Regions from separate parts of the Mus musculus genome. Here region 1 is linked to region 2. Evidence: chromatin loops called from intact Hi-C (ENCODE). Cell type or tissue: left cerebral cortex. All regions are shown on one strand. Links, peaks and the distances in the headings refer to the core of each region. The heading gives the core; the rest is flanking DNA.

Region 1 (8,804 bases), core at 466-8,465, 600 kb after region 2:
GCATAAATCCTTGGAGCTGTCTTTCTAGGGAGAGCGCGAAGTTAACGCCCCAACTTCTACCCTAACACTCCACAACAGTGGTTATAGAGTAGTTATCAAGCAGACACTATTCCTAACAACCACAGTACCAGCTAATGTTCTCAAGTCCAGGACAAGACCAAGTTAGGGAATAGACATTCCTAATGTATGTTCTTGAGACTGCTGCCCAGGCTCAAGACTCCTGAAGCAGATGAGAGAGAGAGAGAGAGAGAGAGAGAGAGAGAGAGAGAGAGAGAGAGAGAGAGAGAGAGAGAAAGAAACTGATAGTCTTCTGAAACAAAAGTCTAGTGACTTGAAGCCCCAGGACCATGGCTGATATCTCCTTCTAGAACAAAGCAAGGGGAGACTGCATGTCAGATTCTCTGGCTTGTCTCTCACCTCTGGTCAGTCTGCCATAGCTCAGCCTTAAACCTGAGAGTTGCTTGGGTTCTCTCTCAGGCCTTTTGTTCATGTCTTGATAAAGAGCAACTAGAAAACTTGGGGAGAAATGTGGCGGTGGTGGGGTTGCTCCACCTAAGCCCTTTTCTTTTTCATGGGAAGGCACTGTCACATAGCATCTGCGTTTCCATGGCCACTGGCCACAGTGAGTATTGGCTTCTATCTTTCACGGAAACTTCACCAGTTCACTGTGTGGGCCACCTGGACTTGACTCAAGATGACATACTGACTTTATGTCTAACCAACAAAAGATCACAGATAAGCAACCGGGAAAGAACTGAGGAAACCAGAAAGAAGCCCATCACAGAAATGGTGCCCAAGGGAGTGAATGTGGGAGATGCTCACCATCATCAACAGCTATGGAATCCTGCATCCATTACCTTCCTACATCCCTCACTTACAGACCACTGGTGCTCACCATCATCAACAGCTACGGAATCCTGCATCCCTTACCTTCCTGCATCCCTCACTTACAGACCACTGGCCACTAGATAAGAGCAAAGTTAGGAAATTAACAGGAGATTTTTATATCCACCCGAATGGCAAATACTGTAGCTTAGCACATCATTCTGCATGGGGGCTTCACATCTATTTAATTCAGGAAAATTTTGCTCCCAAGCCCCAAAGTAGGTTAATAAGCATGCTTATAACATGATTAATGAATAAGCTGAAAACAGTTCAACTGAAGAGTGATTAAGTTAACCATGTAATATCTACCTATTACATATACATACTACACATACATATTACATATATATGTACAATACATATAGTAATATGCAGCAGGAGAGTGTGTGAAGCATGGCTATCCAAAACTACAGGATAGGACTTTCCAAAAATGAGTAATGAAAGCCAGTTATACAAGGGTTAAAAAAAATTAACTATTAATAGCATGCATTATATGAGCGAAGCAAAGCCCTAGGTCCCACGTGATAGAAAGAGACAACTGACTCCCGCCCCTCTACCCCCACATAAATAATAAATTCAATAAAAGTTTAAGTAAAAAAATAAGTAAATAGTCCTCAACTTTCTAACTATAAATTAGCTCATCTAGAACTTCATATACATGGGGTATGAGATTCTTTAGAAAATGTTTTAACTTATTTATTTTATGCACATGGGTGTTTTGTCTACATGTATGTCTGTGCACTCTTCATGTGTCTGGTGTTCACAGAATCTGGAAGAGGGGATCAGGTCCTCTGAGACAGGAGCTATGTATGGTTGTGGGCTGCTATGGGATGCTGAGGCTTGGATCCAGGTACTCTGGAAGAGCAGCCAGTGCTTTGACAGCTGAGCCATCTCTCCAGCTGCAAAAATGGACTAGTAGTTCATTGAACTGCTGAGTAGTATGACATCCTATACACATACAAATATATATGTGTGTATATATATATATATATATATATATATATGTATATGCTAATGTATATGCTAACTTTTTAAGAGTTATTTTTATCTATGTGAATTCATGGTCATATGTATATATGTCATATGTGCATGGGAATGGAAGCTAGAGACAATGTCTGATACCCTAGGGCCAAAGTTACAGGTAGCTGTATGCTACCCAGTGTATATGCCGGGAACTGGCTCCTCTGGAAGAGCAGTCGATGCTCTTAACTGCTGTGCCACCTCTCCAGGTTCTGTGTTAGCTTTTTACATTAAGGAACCAGCCTTGCCTACAAGCGGAAGCTGATGGAAGGACAGGGAAAGTGGAGAGGAAGCAGCTGCCAAGTGCTGTAAACGAGCACTGGTCTGGTTCAAGGTGTGAGCAGTAAGATTTAAAAGCAGACTGTGGGTGGGGCTGGAGAGATGATCCTGAGTTCAAATCCTAGCAACCACAAAGTGGCTCCCAACCATCTGTAATGGGATCTGACGACCTCTTCTGGGTATGTGTCTGAAGACAGCTACAGTGTACTTACCTATAACAATAAAAAAATCTTAAAAAAAAAAAAAAGCAGACCGTGGGGGTGCACTGACTATATTTAGCGCTTAGTCCTTTCACCCACCACTTGCAGAGTGACTTCACTCTACAAGACAGGAACCAAAAGGTGGGGGGGGGGGAATAGACTGGATGAATTCATGAATGTAAGACCCTCAACAGACAGCCTGCACACGGTACGAGTTTACTAATGGCGATTTAACAAGGCGTAGTTTGTTAACAAGGAGATGGTTAGTTAGAGCAAGAAGCCTGCCAAGACCCGCTGCTGACTGCCATGAGCTGGTCCTGCACAGAGCCTGGTGGATGAGCTGTCACGGAGAGGGACGTCACATGGTCATGATGCGTGAGTGTGCTTAGCTGGAAAGCTGCTGTCCTCGGACCAGCAGAGTCACGGTGAGAGGAGGGAGGCTCCAGTGGGGCGAGAGTCTACAATAAACGACTTGGAAGAAGCAGGAAAGATACAGACCTGAGCAGGAGGATTGGAAGAAGCAGGAGAGAAACACACAATCAGGCAGGAGGACTGCTCCCGAGACAGGGCAGCCTTGCCTGCTGAACTGGAGTGTCTAGTGAGTCTGGGTTTCAGGGCCAGCGCATGGCATCTTGCTAGCACCGTCCTTCAGCATCGCTGCGGGGGTTGGTGGGACCCTGGCGGACGTCAAATCAGCAGGTGCTCAAGAGTCTTGTATAGAAATGGAGTGTTTGCGTATAGCTCTCACACGCTGTCTTTCGTGTTTCACATAATCTCTGTATTACTTTTACTACCTAACACAATGTAAGTGCTAAGTTGTAGCATTTTCAGGACTAATGATCAGCTAATGATCTTTAGCTATTTCGGCCCCTTCCTAAATATTTTTCAAGTGTATATATATATGTGTGTGTGTGTGTGTGTGTGTGTGTGTGTGTGTGTGTGTGTGTGTGTGTGTGTGTATGTGTATGTATGTGTGTGTATATATATATATATATATATATATATATATATATATATATATATATAATTTACAGTAGGTTGAACATGCAGATATAGAACCTGTCCCACACAATATTTTACACTAAAAGCTCATTCACTAAATCTAAAACTCGGGTTTAAATACATGTCTTAGGTTCGTATTTGCTAAATCTGGCCACTCGGAAAGAACAGTGTCTGACAGAAGGAGCAAGGAGGAGGAAGGGTGGCTTCTACCATCTCTGAGTAGCGTTTGCTGCTAAGGATGCTGGGGTAGGAAGGAGGCAGCAGGGAGCTGGAGGAGAATGAGACCATGCTGGCACCTGGACTCAGTCAATCTCCCAAGACAAGGTAGTGGGGATGATGACAATAGGGTGTGCCCAGGGGCTCAGGTACCAAAGGTCTGGGGAGAGAAAGTCATGAATGACTGTGTCTGTTTATGACACTGTCCAGCAGGTGTGTCAAAGAGGCAAAGGGCTCTGGAGAGTGCTAAAAGATAGAAAAAAAAGGAATGTTATTTTTCTACCTTTGCCCAGGAGACCTATGCTGGACAAGGTGGGGAGGGAGGGCAGAAGGGAAGGAGACACCAGTGAGAGAGAACCACGTACTAGAATACAGCCGTTCAACAATGATGTCACAAACCTAAAAGCTCTTGGGGCTTTTGTCTATTTCTAACTAACATTGTCTATTTCTAAACTAACTCCTTCGATGCTTTCCAACCTGAAGGGCTTCCCACTTGTCCAGCTCAGTGAGTCTAGAGCTGCCCACTCGCTGTCTGCTCCTCGGGTGTCCTTACCCAGTTGTTGGGAGGGGTGGTTACACCGTTGACATGGGTACAGTTGTGCCAGATGTAGTAATCGGTGTATTTTCCGCTCCGTGTCCTACTCGATTGGAACCAAGGATGTTTGTCACTAGTGTGGTTTGGTATGAAATCAATTATTAATTTTAAACCTAATGAGTGGAAACACATCAAACGTTAGGAACTGATTGCGTTAGAAGAATGCTGGTTAAGTGGGAGACTTTTCTCCTTGTGAATGGGAGGTGTGATGCCCTCTGCTTTCCTAGCCCCACCCCTCGTCCCCTTTACCTTTGTCATGGATGGCAGCAACCAAATTCTCAAAATCTTTCATTGTTCCAAAAATAGGGTCAATTTCTTTGAAATCCTCAACAGCGTATCTGAAGTCTTTCAAAGATGATTTATAAAAGGAAGTGATCCAAAGAGTCTTTATGTTTAAAGCAGTGATATAGTCCAGCTTCTCCTGGATACCTGAAGGGAGAGCCAAGGCCGTGAGCAAACACCTCTTTGTTTTTCAATTTGAAGAATTAAAAATAAAATGTGTGTGTGTGTGTGTGTGTGTGTGTGTGTGTGTAAATAAAGATGTTAGTGGTTTTAGGAAGCAAGCCTACCTCTCACAAATCACTGCTTCAAAGGAACAGCACATTGGACTTTTTCAATGAAAAGAAAATATTTTTCAATACTCAAAAACTTGAATTCACATATCCACTATGAAAAGAGAAAAAGGGATACGGGGTGGAGGCCAGAGAAACAGCAGCTTTAGAGTGCCTTTTATGACCCATGTGTGCTTTTGCATCCTATTCTTCTGCATCACCTAGCATCAGGCTGGCCTTGAACTCATAGACATCCACCTACTTCTGCCTCCCCAAGTGTTGGGATTAGGATTAATGTTTGAAAAGTACCGCCCCTCCCAAGGCAGCTTGCCACATGTGGCTATTGAGCAGTTGCAATGTGTCTCATCTGGGTTGGATGTGCTGGAAGGGAGGGCACATACCAGATTTTTAACACCTGGTACAAAGAGAAAGAATTTAATATGTGTCAATAGTGTCTTATGTTGATCTACTGATACAGAAAAAAAATTTCATTAAACAAAATATATTATTAAAATCAATTATCACCTTGGAAAACAACTAACCTTACACAGTGCTACTATAAAAATATAAAGAGGTTGGAATGGGTTGATACCTGGACTGGAGAAGAGCTGTCTGTGCAAGCTACCTTTTGTTAGCTCTGACCGTCTGGGGCAGAGGAGTTGATGAGCAAAGTTGTGGGCTGGAGTGTCACAGGGTAAGTGGGTCTCAGCATGGGAAATGATTAAGTAACTGAGCAAAGCAGCAAGAGCTATTATCTGGAACAGAGGAATCAGGCAGAACTGTGACGGGGAGGGAGAGGGTGTGTGCCAGAATCTGCCGGGTTCCATGTTCTCTCAGGCTGTCTTTACAGCAGTGGTTCTCATTCACTTATGTAGAACGGCTACACCAGAGATTCTAGGCATGCCGGAGGGACCTATGGAAGTGGGTTTTGTTTGTTTGTTTGTTTGGTTGATTTTTTGAGACAGGGTTTCACTGTATAGCTCTGGCTGTCCTGGAACTCACTTTTAGACTAGGCTGGCCTCAAACTCAGAAATTTGCCTGCCTCTGCCTCCCGCATGCTGAGATTAAAGGCATGTGCCACCACGCCCGGCTTGGAAGTTAAGCCCTATCCGTAGAACCTTGTGGGACGAAAGCTGCTGTGGCTTCTAGGTCATGGTCCTAAATGCAGATTCGAAGCCTCGAGGCAGTATTCTCTGTGTTTCCACTAGCCTACCTAAAGCATGCCACATCTAAGCAAGCAGGACGTCAAGAAGACTGAAGCACAAAGTCGCCTGACCCTGCCAGCACCTCCCTGGCAGAAGTGAAGACATTCTAGAGACACTCTTTGGTTATCAGACTATTGAGACAAAGTCCTTCAGAACTGACATTTTCCTCCAGAATCTCCTGTTGGGAGAAGGAAAAGACTGAAGCCCGTGACAGCCAGGGGAGGCGCTTGTTTCCAGGAAAGAAATTTCTCACAGCTCTGAGCACCTCGTCAGAGCCCCAGGATGACTGGGGCTGGACAGTGATGCATCAACTGGAGATGGCCACGCCTTGGCCAGGACTGCTTTGCTATGCATTTCTTCTGCCTTTTATTCCAGCCTACATTTCACGTCAAGAACTAGGGATTTCTTCCCAACCTGGCCATGTTCAATCAGTCTCTGCTTTTCTCTATCAGGAGGATCTAACTAACTGGCCTGTTGAGAATGGTTGCTGAGCCTGGCTGTTAGGGCTGCTCAGGCTGAGGCTCCGACTAAGAGCTCAAAGGATCTAGGCCCTTAAGCTGTAGCAGGGCAGGCTGCTCATTTGTGTTGTCTTTACAGTTGACTGTAACATTCCTGAGCATCAGCTGGCGACAGAAATATTTCTACTTAAACCAGAAGCAAGCACGGGGCTGAGCATGTAGGGGACCCTGGTGCAGAATGGATGCTCCAGCACAAGGAAGTGAGGAAGGAAGAAGACTGGGGTAGCTGGGGGCGGGGCTGTCGAGGGGCCGGGAAAACACACTACCAAGGGACTGAGTGATCCCAGTCCCACCTTTGGAGAGACAGAAGACAACACTAAAGCCAAAGCTGGGGTGATTTCCTCAGAATAACAGAACCCTTGAGCATAAGGAGCAGAACCTCCTGGAGGACAGGAATTCTGCTCCCCAGTGAAAAAGCAAAAAACGAACACACAGAGCTGTCTAGAAACTGCGTATTTGTGGGAACTTGGAAGACACCTAGGAGTGGGCTAGAGAGGCAGGACCAGGAGGTAGAAGTGTGTCCCTGGTTCTGGGTTGTCAAAATCCAACTTCACCAACACTTGCTGAGTAAGAGAGGCAACAGAAGCTCACAGAGGCCATAACCATCCAAAGTAGCAAGGGACCGTGATTAAGGTGGAAGATAAAGCCTAATCAAGGTGGCAGCTCTGAGTTGTGCCTCTGGGGACAGATAGACAGTGAGGATGGAGGCATTATTTTTTAGAGTGGAAAGGCTGCTGAAATAGGCCGGTGGTAGGCACAGCCCTGGGATCCACATCCACAGCACTGAGAGTGAGGAGAAAAAGTCAGAGAAAGGGAAACAACCGGACAGGGTACAAAAAGAAGCCTTTCATTAAGGAGGTGGGGGTGTGCTCACGCACTGACTCTACCACACCATCTTGGTTTCTTCTTCAAACAAATAATCATTGCAAGAAAAGAATTTCCTTCCTAGTTTATCTCTTCTTACTGCACGCCCTTTAAAAATATTCTCTCTCTCTGTCTCTCTCTCTCTCTCTCTCTCTCTCTGTGTGTGTGTGTGTGTGTGTGTTTAGTCCAGGATGTCCTGGAACTCATTACAAGCAGAGGGATAGCAACCAACTCTATTCTGTCCTAAACCACGGTGACCCAGCCAATCCAGTTTACGCCCACTGTCTAGCAGTTTCAATCTTAACATGACCGATGGAGCATTCAATTATAAGGATAAGAAATTACATATAGGACTTTTAGTTTAATTTTAAAAAATACAAAATTTTGGTTCTATTCTTCTACTACTATGGCTATTGCTGTGGGAAATCCATTATTAGGCAACAACTAACACACTGTTGGTTCTAGCTTGCTCTCCTCTCTCAGGATTGAAACTTGAAGAGTCTTCCCCTTCCGCAGACATCACATTTATATAACACGATGTATTTATTAATAAACTCTCAGCTAGACTACAAGCTGTGCCTGTGCCAGGAGAGCTAGTCTCAGATGAAACACGGAGCTACAAAATTTCAGGATCGACGAGTGAACATGTGCATGGGTTTAGTGGACGAGAGATTCAACAACCCCGTGGCTCTAAAGCCTTCAGCAGATAGCCTTGCATCAAGAGCAAGGCTTGCTGACTTCTGCTGCGTGGGGCTTGAATTAACTCCCAGGAAATGGGTGCCAGCCACCCTGGAATGTGCTTACAACACAAGCCAGGCACAGAATGGGGCCACAAACCACCCTCCACTAGTTGGTCCTGAGCGGCGAACACGCACCTTTCAGGTCTCCATTCCCATCCTTGTCACTGTCCTTAAAAGACCTCGGGTAGATCTGGTATATGGGACCTGCTTGCCACCAGTCAAGGCATTTTGGAGAGATGACGATGATGGCTATGGTGGCTCCAATGAGCAGGAACACGGAAACCACGGTGAGCCAGAAGAGGATCTCTCGGGGCACCCGGTAGCGAGCCTGGCCGGAGAACTGGAAGAGTACTTCCTTGGGCATCCCTGCATAGGGCCGCACCGCCTTTAGGTGAGGCTCCTCTGGAGCAGGGATACTCACGGCGTTGGGCTGTGGGGTGTCCCTGGAGCCTGGGTCTGGGTCCTGCTCCGGAATGTCTTCATTTTGGACAAACCCGTTATTGGTTCGGCATCCCTTCAAACTCATTTGGATGGGGTCTCTCTTGCCTTTGTCCTCATCCATGTCTACCCTGTGTAGCTCTTCCTGGTGCTTTCCAGCAGGGACAGAGGTAGAAAGGTGTCTTGCTGAGCGCTGTGCTTTGTTAATGAGCTTTGAATGGTTTATAAATAATCATGGCTGGACTTTGTCCAGCCAAGGAAGATTGCGTAAAGTTCAATAAAGGGGGTCGG
Region 2 (8,804 bases), core at 493-8,492:
GGACGAGAAGAAGGAGGAGGAGGAGGAGGAGGAGGAGGAGGAGGAGGAGAAAGAGGAGAAAGAGGAGAAGAAGGAGGAGGAGGAGAAAGAGGAGGAGGAGGAGGAGGAAGAGGAGGAGGAGGAGGACGAGGACGAGAAGGAGGAGGAGGAGGAGGAGGAGGAGGAGGAGGAGAGAAAAGAAGGGAAAAGAGAAGAAGAGCCCTGCCCTCCACCACCCTCCTACCGCAAACCATTTTGGAGTCCTTCCACATGCGTTGTTATGTACTCTGTAGTTAAGGGCCACCAAACCAGCTGTGTACTTAAGGACAGCGACTTCACTATTGGGAGGGGTAGCTTCCTCACCCATTAGATGGAGACCGGAGGGCTTCCTAAGGTCCCTTTATCTCTAACACTTAATGAACCCACTCAGTTCATTAGCCAAAAGCTGGCTGCGTTACCAGAGTGGGGCATTGGCTTCACCACCAGACCATGCAGCATGTTTAAGAAACAAGGTTCTCACACAATACAATGTTCTTTACTTCTTTCTGAACAAGCTGTTCCCAGACTCCATGTTGTCTGTGTCTTCTCTCTAGCCTTGAAAACTCCCAGTCAAGATCTACGCCTTCTTTGGGGCTCCCTCTTCATAGTTTGGATCAGTACTTTCTTTTCTTTTCTTTTCTTTTTCTTTTTATTGGATATTTTCTTGATTTACATTTCAAATGTTTTCCCCTTTCCAGGTTTCCCCTTCAGAAAGCCCCTAATCCATCCCTCCTCCCCCTGCCTCTATAAGGGTGCTCTGCTCTCCACCCACCCACTCCTGCCTTCCCGCCCTGGCATTCCCCTACACTGGGGCATTGAACACCCTCAGACCCAAGAGATGCTCCTCCCACTGATGTCCAACAAGGCCATCCTCTGTCACATATGCTGCCAGAGTATCCCTCCATGTGTACTCTTTGGTTTGTGGTCCAGTTCTTGGGAGCTTCAAGGGGTCTGGCCAGTTGACATTGTAGCTCCCCCCATGGGGCTGCAAATCCCCTCTGCCCCTTTAGTTCCTGCTCCAACTCCTCCATTGGGGACCCTGAGCTCAGTGCAATGCTTGGCTGTGAGCATCCGCCTCTGTATTTGTCAGGCTCTGGCAGAGCCCCTGAGGAGACAGCCATATCAGGCTCCTGTCAGCAATCACTTCTGGGCATCCACAATAGCTTCCAGGTTTGGTGTCTGTGTATGGGATGGATCTCCAGATGGGGCAGTCTCTGGATGGCCTTTCCTACAGTCTCTGCTCCACACTTTGTCTCTATATTTCCTCCTCTGAGTATTTTGTTCCCCCTTCTAAGAAGCACTGAAGTATCCACACTTTGGTCTTCCTTCTTCTTGGTCTTCATATAGTCTGTGAATTGAATCTTGGGTATTCCAAACTTTTAGGCTAATATCCACTTATCAGTGAGTGCATACCATGTGTGTTCTTTTGTGACTGGGTTACCTCACTCAGGATGATATTTTCAAGTTCCATCCATTTTTTATGTTTTTGTTTGTGTTTGTTTGTTTGTTTGTTTGTTTTTTGAGACAGGGTTTCTCTGTATAGCCCTGGCTGTCCTGGAACTCACTTTGTAGACCAGGCTGGCTTCAAACTCAGAAATCTGCCTGCCTCTGCCTCCCAAGTGCTGGGATTAAAGGCGTGCACAACCACTGCCCAGCTTCAAGTTCCATCCATTTGCCTAAGAATATCATGAAGTCGCTGTTTGTAATGGCTGAGTAGTATTCCATTGTGTCAATGACTACATTTTCTGTACCTATTCCTCTGTTGCAGGACATCTGGGGTTGTTTCCAGCTTCTGACCATTATAAATAAGGCTGCTATGAAAATAGTGGAGCATGTGTCCTTGTTATATGTTGGAGCATCTTCTGGGTATATGCCCAGAAGTGGTATAGCTGAGTCCTCAGGTAGTACTGTGTCCAATTTTCTGAGGAACTGCCAGACTGATTTCCAGAGTGGTTGTACCAGCTTACAATCCCACTAACAATGGAGGAGTGTTCCTCTTTCTCCACATCCTTGCCAGCATCTGCTGTCACCTGAGTTTTTGATCTTAGCCATTCTGACTGGTGTGAGGTGGAATCTCAGGGTCATTTTGATTTGCATTTCCATGATGACTAAGGTTGTTGAACAATTCTTTAGGTGCTCCTCAGCCATTTGAGTTTCCTCAGATGAGAATTCTCTGTTTATCTCTGTTCCCCATTTTTTTAAAGATTTATTTATTTATTATATGTAAGTAAGTACACTGTAGCTGTCTTCAGACACTCCAGAAGAGGGGGTCAGATCTTGTTACAGATGGTTGTGAGCCACCATGTGGTTGCTGGGATTTGAACTCTGGACCTTCGGAAGAACAGTCGGGTGCTCTTACCCACTGAGCCATCTCACCAGCCCTGTTCCCCATTTTTTAAATAGGGTTATTTGTCTCTCTGGAGTCTAACTTTTTGAGTTCTTTGTATGTATTGGATATTTAGCCTTCTGTCAGATGCAGGACTGGTAAAGATCTTTTCAGCAAAATTCTGGGTCCTGTTTACATAGCCAGTCTGTTAGTTTATGTCTTCTTGTTGGGGAATTGAATCCATTGACATTAAGAGATATTAAGGAATAGTGATTGGTGCTTCCTGACATTTTTTTATGTTATTTTTATGTTTGTGTGGCTATCTTCTTTTGGGTTTGTTGAAAAGTTACTTTCTTGATTTTTCTAGGGTATAGTTTTCCTCCTTGTGTTGGTATTTTCCATCTATTATCCTTTGTAGGGTTGGATTTGTGGAAAGATGTTGTGTAAATTTGGTTTTGTCATGGAATACTTTGGTTTCTCCATCTATGGTGATTGAGAGTTTTGTTGGGTATAATAGCCTGGGCTGGCATTTGTGTTCTCTTCGGGTCTGTATGACATCTGCCCAGGATCTTCTGGCTTTCATAGTCTCTGGTGAGAAGCCTGGTGTAATTCTGATAGGTCTGCCTTATATGTTACTTGACCTTTTCCCCTTACTGCTTTTAATATTATTTGTTTTGTGCATTTGATGTCTTGAGTATTATGTGACTGGTGGAATTTCTTTTCTGGTCCAGTCTATTTTGGAGTTCTGTAGGCTTCTTGTATGTTCATGGGCATCTCTTTCTTTAGGTTAGGGAAGTTTTCTTCTATAATTGTGTTGAAGATATTTACTGGCCCTTTAAGTTGATAATCTTCATTCTCATCTATATGTATTATCCTTAGGTTTGGTCTTCTCATTGTGTCCTGGATTTCCTGGATGTTTTGAGTTAGGAGCTTTTTGCATTTTGCATTGTCTTTGATTGTTTTGTTCATGTTTTCCATGAAATCTTCTGCACCTGAGATTCTCCTCTCATTTATCTCTTGTATTCTGTTGGCATCTATGGTTCTTGATTTCTTTCCTAGGTTTTCTATCTCCCTTTGTGATTTATTTATTGTTTCTACTTCCATTTTTAGATCCTGGATGGTTTTGTTCAATTGCTTCAACTGTTTGGTTGTGTTTTCCTGTAATTCTTTCAGGGTTTTTGTGTTTCCTCTTTAAGGGCTTCTACCTGTTTAGCATTGTTCTCCTGTATTTCTTTAATTGAGTTATTTATGCCCTTTTTAATGTTCTCTATCATCATGATGAGATGTGATTTTAAATCAGTTTCTTGCTTTTCTGGTGTGTTGGGGTATCCAGCTCACTGTGGTGGGAGAACTGGGTTCTGATGATGCCAAGTAGCCTTGGTTTCTGTTGCTTATGATCTTGTCCTTGCCTCTTGCCATCTGGTTATCTCTGATGTTAGCTGGTCTTGCTGTCTCTGACTGTGGCTTGTCCTTCCTGCAAGCCTTTGTGTCGGTGCTCCTGGGAGACCAACTCTTTCTGGGAGGAATTTGTGTATGGAGAGCTGTGGCACAGGGTCAGCTCCAGGGTGCAGACAGAAACCGGGAGAATCCTGTCCCCAGCTGTTCCTTACTTCCTGTGTCCTGATGGCTCTAGACTTGGGCCAGGAATTTGAGCAGAAGTGGTGGTCTTACCTGTGCTCACAGGCATGTTAGTACTCTTGGGATTCTGGCTCTCTCCCAGCGATATTTGGGTATGGAGAGCTGTAGCACAGGGTCAGTCCTGAACCTGGCACAGGGTCAGTTCCAGGCTTCAGTACTTTAAATGATAACTCTGGTGTTGCTTTTGGGCAAAGGTCTGGGATGCCATCAGCTGACCCCTTGCGTGTACCATAGAGTCCAGCATTCAGCAAGCAGTGATGGCTTCCCTCCAGACAATCACTGAGGAAGAGAGCCGCAGTGTGGGAGAAAGAAGCATCAGAGTGCTGCTTACAGGCAGAGGTAAGCGCTAGAAAGGGGGACCCAAGTTGCACACGCCAGGGCAGAAAGTCTTATTAAAGCAAAGCTTAGTGTTTCGCAAGTTATTTTAACCCGAGTGTGTGTGTGTGTGTGTGTGTGTGTGTGTGTGTGTGTGTGTGTGTGTGTGTGTGCGTGTGTGTGTAAAATAAAACAGTTTACAAGAATCTGGGTGAGGAGTAACTTGCATCCCCCTCACCGCGGCAACCAGCTCAGACATCTCTCGCCACGGCCGCGAGGTGGCAGCAAAAACCCGCTAATGTTCAGGCATCCATCCAGACCCGGAGAAGGACTGAGAGCCCTGGGAACTTTTTTTTTTTTTTTTTTTTTGGATGTTCCTTGAGATATAGGGAAAACTCGTTTTTTCGGGTCTCCAGATAATAAAAGTTCAAATATTATATGGAAACTCCTTCTCTCCAAACCTGCACCCCTCTGGGCTCTCCCTGTCTTCCCATCTCCAGGAAACCCATCCAGTCTCCTGTCTCCTCTGGTCCTTTTTTGGTGTCAGGTATTGGACTCTGGCAGCATCCAGGCCTGCCTTCACCCTTTCCCAGTTGCTTCTTTCCATTCCTGAGAATGACACTGGAAGCTGAGCCGCCTAAATAATTGTTCCTTTGATCTCTCTCTCTCTCTCTCTCTCTCTGCCTCTGCCCCACTCTCTCTCAGGACATGGACGCTGGACAATTACAAGGAGTTAGCTTCGGAAGGTGACAACTGAGTGTCGGGCCAGGAGACCCCGGGGTACAGTGGAAACCTCAGAGTAAAAAACCCAGAAACTTGGGTTCAACTTCTGTCCACTCTGGGATTCAAAACCACCCTTACTTCATAACATGTTCTCTAAACCTACACTTCCAGTGAAGGGTTGCTGCCTTCTAGAAAGTCTTTCTGAAATTCTTGTGGCTACAAACCAGAAAGACTGGGCCCTGGGCCTTCTCTATCCCTGGATGCAGTCAGCCAGGCTGAGAAACAGTTTGCAGAAAGCTGGGTGTACAGAAGCTGGGCCGAGCTCAGACCCAGATTCTCCTAGGTTGCTGGGAGTCTGGTAAGTCCTGAGTTTCCTGCCCCACCTCCGACCCACCTCTGACCCTCTAGCCCTTGGCAGGAGCCATACTCCTAATTACTTACTGCACTAGCCTAGTCAGCCACCTCAGTGACTGAGGACGCCCCTCCGGAGTGCCCATCCAAGCACCTCCTCCAGGATGTCCCTGCACAGTGGAATTAAGGCAGAATGAGTGGTCATGGAAATAGACCCACTGAGGAGTCTTACTCTGGGTAGGAGGTGGCTTGTCAACACTCCCCTCAGGCCAACTTATGGGGGCAGGGGGAGCTGTCACTCTCCATATTTCTTGAAGTCACAGGGAGTAGAGACCCAGGACCATTGCATTATAAGCCATAAGCCCGCAAACCAGTGACAACCTCTGAGGATGGTCCTTTGAGCTTTCACTAAGGCTGTTTTGGCTGCTCAGTGGATATGGGGTCAAGACAACATAGCTTGCTGGAACCTTGTACCTAACCTCATGTGACCTTCCCACTGACTCAACTGTCAGCTTCTCCACACCCCATGGGCAACTCCCTACAGTCACCAGGAACCAGTCCTGCCACGCTGCTCCTCCTGGAGCCACTGCTCCATCCACACCCGAGGCCTCACGATGCCTGCCTGGAATCCCTCCACTGAGTCCAATCCATTTGTCTGGATCAATGTTGTCCTTTCCCCTCTCCATCCCCGTGCATCCTGTGTGCACCTGTTTTCTCAACTGTCCCTTCCACCTTGAAGGTAAGCCTGAATCTCACTTGGCCCTCCTCTCTCGGTTCTTACAGAACGTAGGTGATATTTGTAGACTGAGCCGGATGCCCAGCCTACGTGCTGTTGAATGAAATCCTAGGCACACCTGTATGTGGGTGTGTCCCCTGAGTAAAATGCATATTTACCTTACTCACGCAACACGAATCAGGATCACACATATCCACTTCATACACTATTGAGTTCAGCCCACTGGGGTACTCCAACACATCAAGCCAAGGTCTGTCCTCTCTACGAGTGGAGCCAGCTCCAGTGAGCTAGGGCCTTAGTAGGAATGGCTGCTTTTAGCCCCTTGCTGGGGGCTCTTGAAACATCAAGTCCTAAATAGGTGTGTAGTAGCCAGTCTCTTGCAGGGCTACATTCCCCCTCAACATGAGTAAAGTGCTTGGGGCAAGACACTCCCTGACCTATTCGCTCTTGCTTTCAAATTTACTTGTCTTAAGTGCCAGCAAAGGATCTTAGAAATCTGTTTACTGGGCTACTGGTAACCCTAGGAAGAAAGACTGGGGTTGGGACATGGAGTGTGTAAGGGCAGCTGTGTGACAGTGGTCAAGTCATTGTTCTTTCTTTTTCTTAGTTTCACCAGATCTTCACTTCTAATCAAAGCCTCTTAGGTTCAGAAACATCCAGAAAGAGGTAGGTAGTTGTGGCTGCAACCTGGAGTCACCGCTTTCCATCCCCCTGATCTGTCTCAGCTGGACCTGGCCAGGGTGCAGAGGAGGTGAGGGCAGGCAGGGGCCATGACACTCTATGTCTGCAGAGGCTAAGCGTGCAACCCTGCTCATAATTACCACGCTCACTCATTAAAAGACCTCGCTAAGAATGTCAGTTGAATAATAGTCACAGATTAATTATGATGGTAAATACTCATCTCAGAATCAAACAGACTCAAGCCTGCTCAGGTCTGGAAGGGCTCCAGGCCACCCTCAGACACAGGCTGGACTGTCGCCTGAAGCAGCCCAGGCTTCAAGGAGCAAGAAGATAGGCCATGCTATGCTATAACCACATTCCCAGGAGTCAGGCTTGGAGAGGCCAGGCTGGACCACAGCGCCCCCCAGCTGTCTGAAAGAAGAAAGGCAGTCTGAGCCAAAGACTGGGGGCAGGGGGTGGGGGGAGCTCAGGGGACTGATTGTCTTGCACACATCAGTCCTTACATCCAGACCTTACCTCCTGCCTTATTTGTAGATGCCTGGGCACCTCCTCACCCCCACCCCACCCTACCCCACCAACAGTCCCTTCACATCCAGAGATTTAAAAGCCTCAGGGCACTCATCCCCGCCCCAAGCCCCACCTTTATCTTTAGTCACCTGTGTTCTATGTACAATGTGCTGGTTTCTCAGCCAGTGCGAGTCTTATCCCCTCCTGCTCAGATAAATCCTTCTACCTACCCTCTCCTCTCTGACCAGTCAGGGGGTCTTCTGGGTGCCGCGGGGTGAACACAGCCAGAGGAGATGTAAACACACGTGTACAGGCCCCGTCTGTCATGCCGGGTTTTTGACACTTTTGGTAAAATCCCGAGGGTCTGAATTAGCTTCCTTTGGGTTTAAGCTCCACCCCCTTTTCCTTACAGACCATGCTTATATAATGCAACGCGAAGGCGGTACAGGCATATTTGCGAAATGTGGTTAGGTCAAATGCGCTTCTGTGTGAAGAGCGAGGCCTGCAACCACTGTAAGGAAGCGTCTGTCTGCTTGTCTGTCTGCTCACCGCTTGCAGGAGAGAGGGGATATGGGGCGCTCCGTGGTGAGGCTGTCGCCAAGGGCAGGAAATACTCCATTCAGTTCCCAAGTCAAGCTGGCCCTGCGGCGGGTGCTCCCTCAGACACTCTGAGGGTCTGCTAAGCTGTGCAGTGCCACAGCGGCACATTTCCTCCACCCAGCCAGCTTGGTCCAGCTGGTTTCTCTAGAGTTTAAGTATTCTGGTCCTTTTCTGCCTTTCCTAACTCTTCTTACTTTCTTTCTCTTTACTTTGTTGTTGTTGTTGGTGGTGGTGGTGGTGGTGGTGTGTGTATGTGTGAGAGTGAGTGTGTGTGTGTGTGTGTGTGTGTGTGTGTGTGTGTGTGTTTTGACAGTGTCACTATAACCAGGCTACCCTTGAACTTGTGGTAACCCCCCTGCCTCTGCCTGGGTTACAGCCATATGCCTGGCTCCTCTTTTTGTTTGTTTGTTTGTTTGTTTGTTTGTTTGTTTGAGTTCACCTCTCTTCTCTCTTCAGTCAATATTCTCACTGTCACCTCTCTCTGCGATGTCCCTCCATGCTGCTGTGCTTTCTTCCTTTGCAGAACAGCATGCCTAGGCACCTAGGTGAGGGGAGTTTCAGAACAGGTAATTCTGCTCTACTCCCAATAGGAGTCCCGTTCAGCTGAGGGTGTTTATAGTGTGTCCTGTCTTCTCTAAATCTCTAGCTGTCTGCTGTGATTTGTAGGGAGGCCCTCTGGAAGTGGATACATCTAAGAGAAGTGGTCTCTGGGGGCCCAGACAGAAGGGCAAGTGACTACAGGGTGGAGTTACCATTTTTGGGTTGGCTCCTATGTCACTGGGTGTCTGAAGTTTCCTTCAATAACCTCTGTCTTCATGACTATGCCACAGTTGTGTTCTTTAAATGAATGGGCCATACTTCTGCAGCCTCTCTCATGTATAAACTTTTGGTGAGTCACTGCCCTTCACA

The links. A loop is a pair of places that touch in the nucleus more often than their neighbours do. Peaks named below come from ENCODE experiments on the same cell type or tissue, not always from the same donor. Only the 100,000 strongest peaks of a DNase experiment are listed, where the experiment ranks them.
Region 1: it touches region 2 in a loop (4-fold over the local background); 6 of 42 quality-filtered maps call a loop at or near these places.

Annotation. Positions count from the first base shown.
Region 1 is chr17:85,028,265-85,037,068 of GRCm38, reverse strand. Slc3a1 (solute carrier family 3, member 1) reads right to left here and starts at 8,722. Exons shown (of 10, transcript NM_009205.2): 1 at 8,211-8,722; 2 at 4,447-4,626; 3 at 4,156-4,310. The coding sequence starts at 8,637. In left cerebral cortex, for the core only: no CTCF peak of the experiment used is centred there; DNase peaks (open chromatin) are centred at 2,810 and 3,607; H3K4me3 peaks cover 572 bases; H3K27ac peaks cover 338 bases.
Region 2 is chr17:85,629,603-85,638,406 of GRCm38, reverse strand. No RefSeq gene overlaps it. Among named protein-coding and RNA genes, the nearest start is that of Six3, 13 kb to the right of the region's middle. In left cerebral cortex, for the core only: CTCF peaks have their summits at 4,576 (motif pointing right) and 7,175; a DNase peak (open chromatin) is centred at 4,576.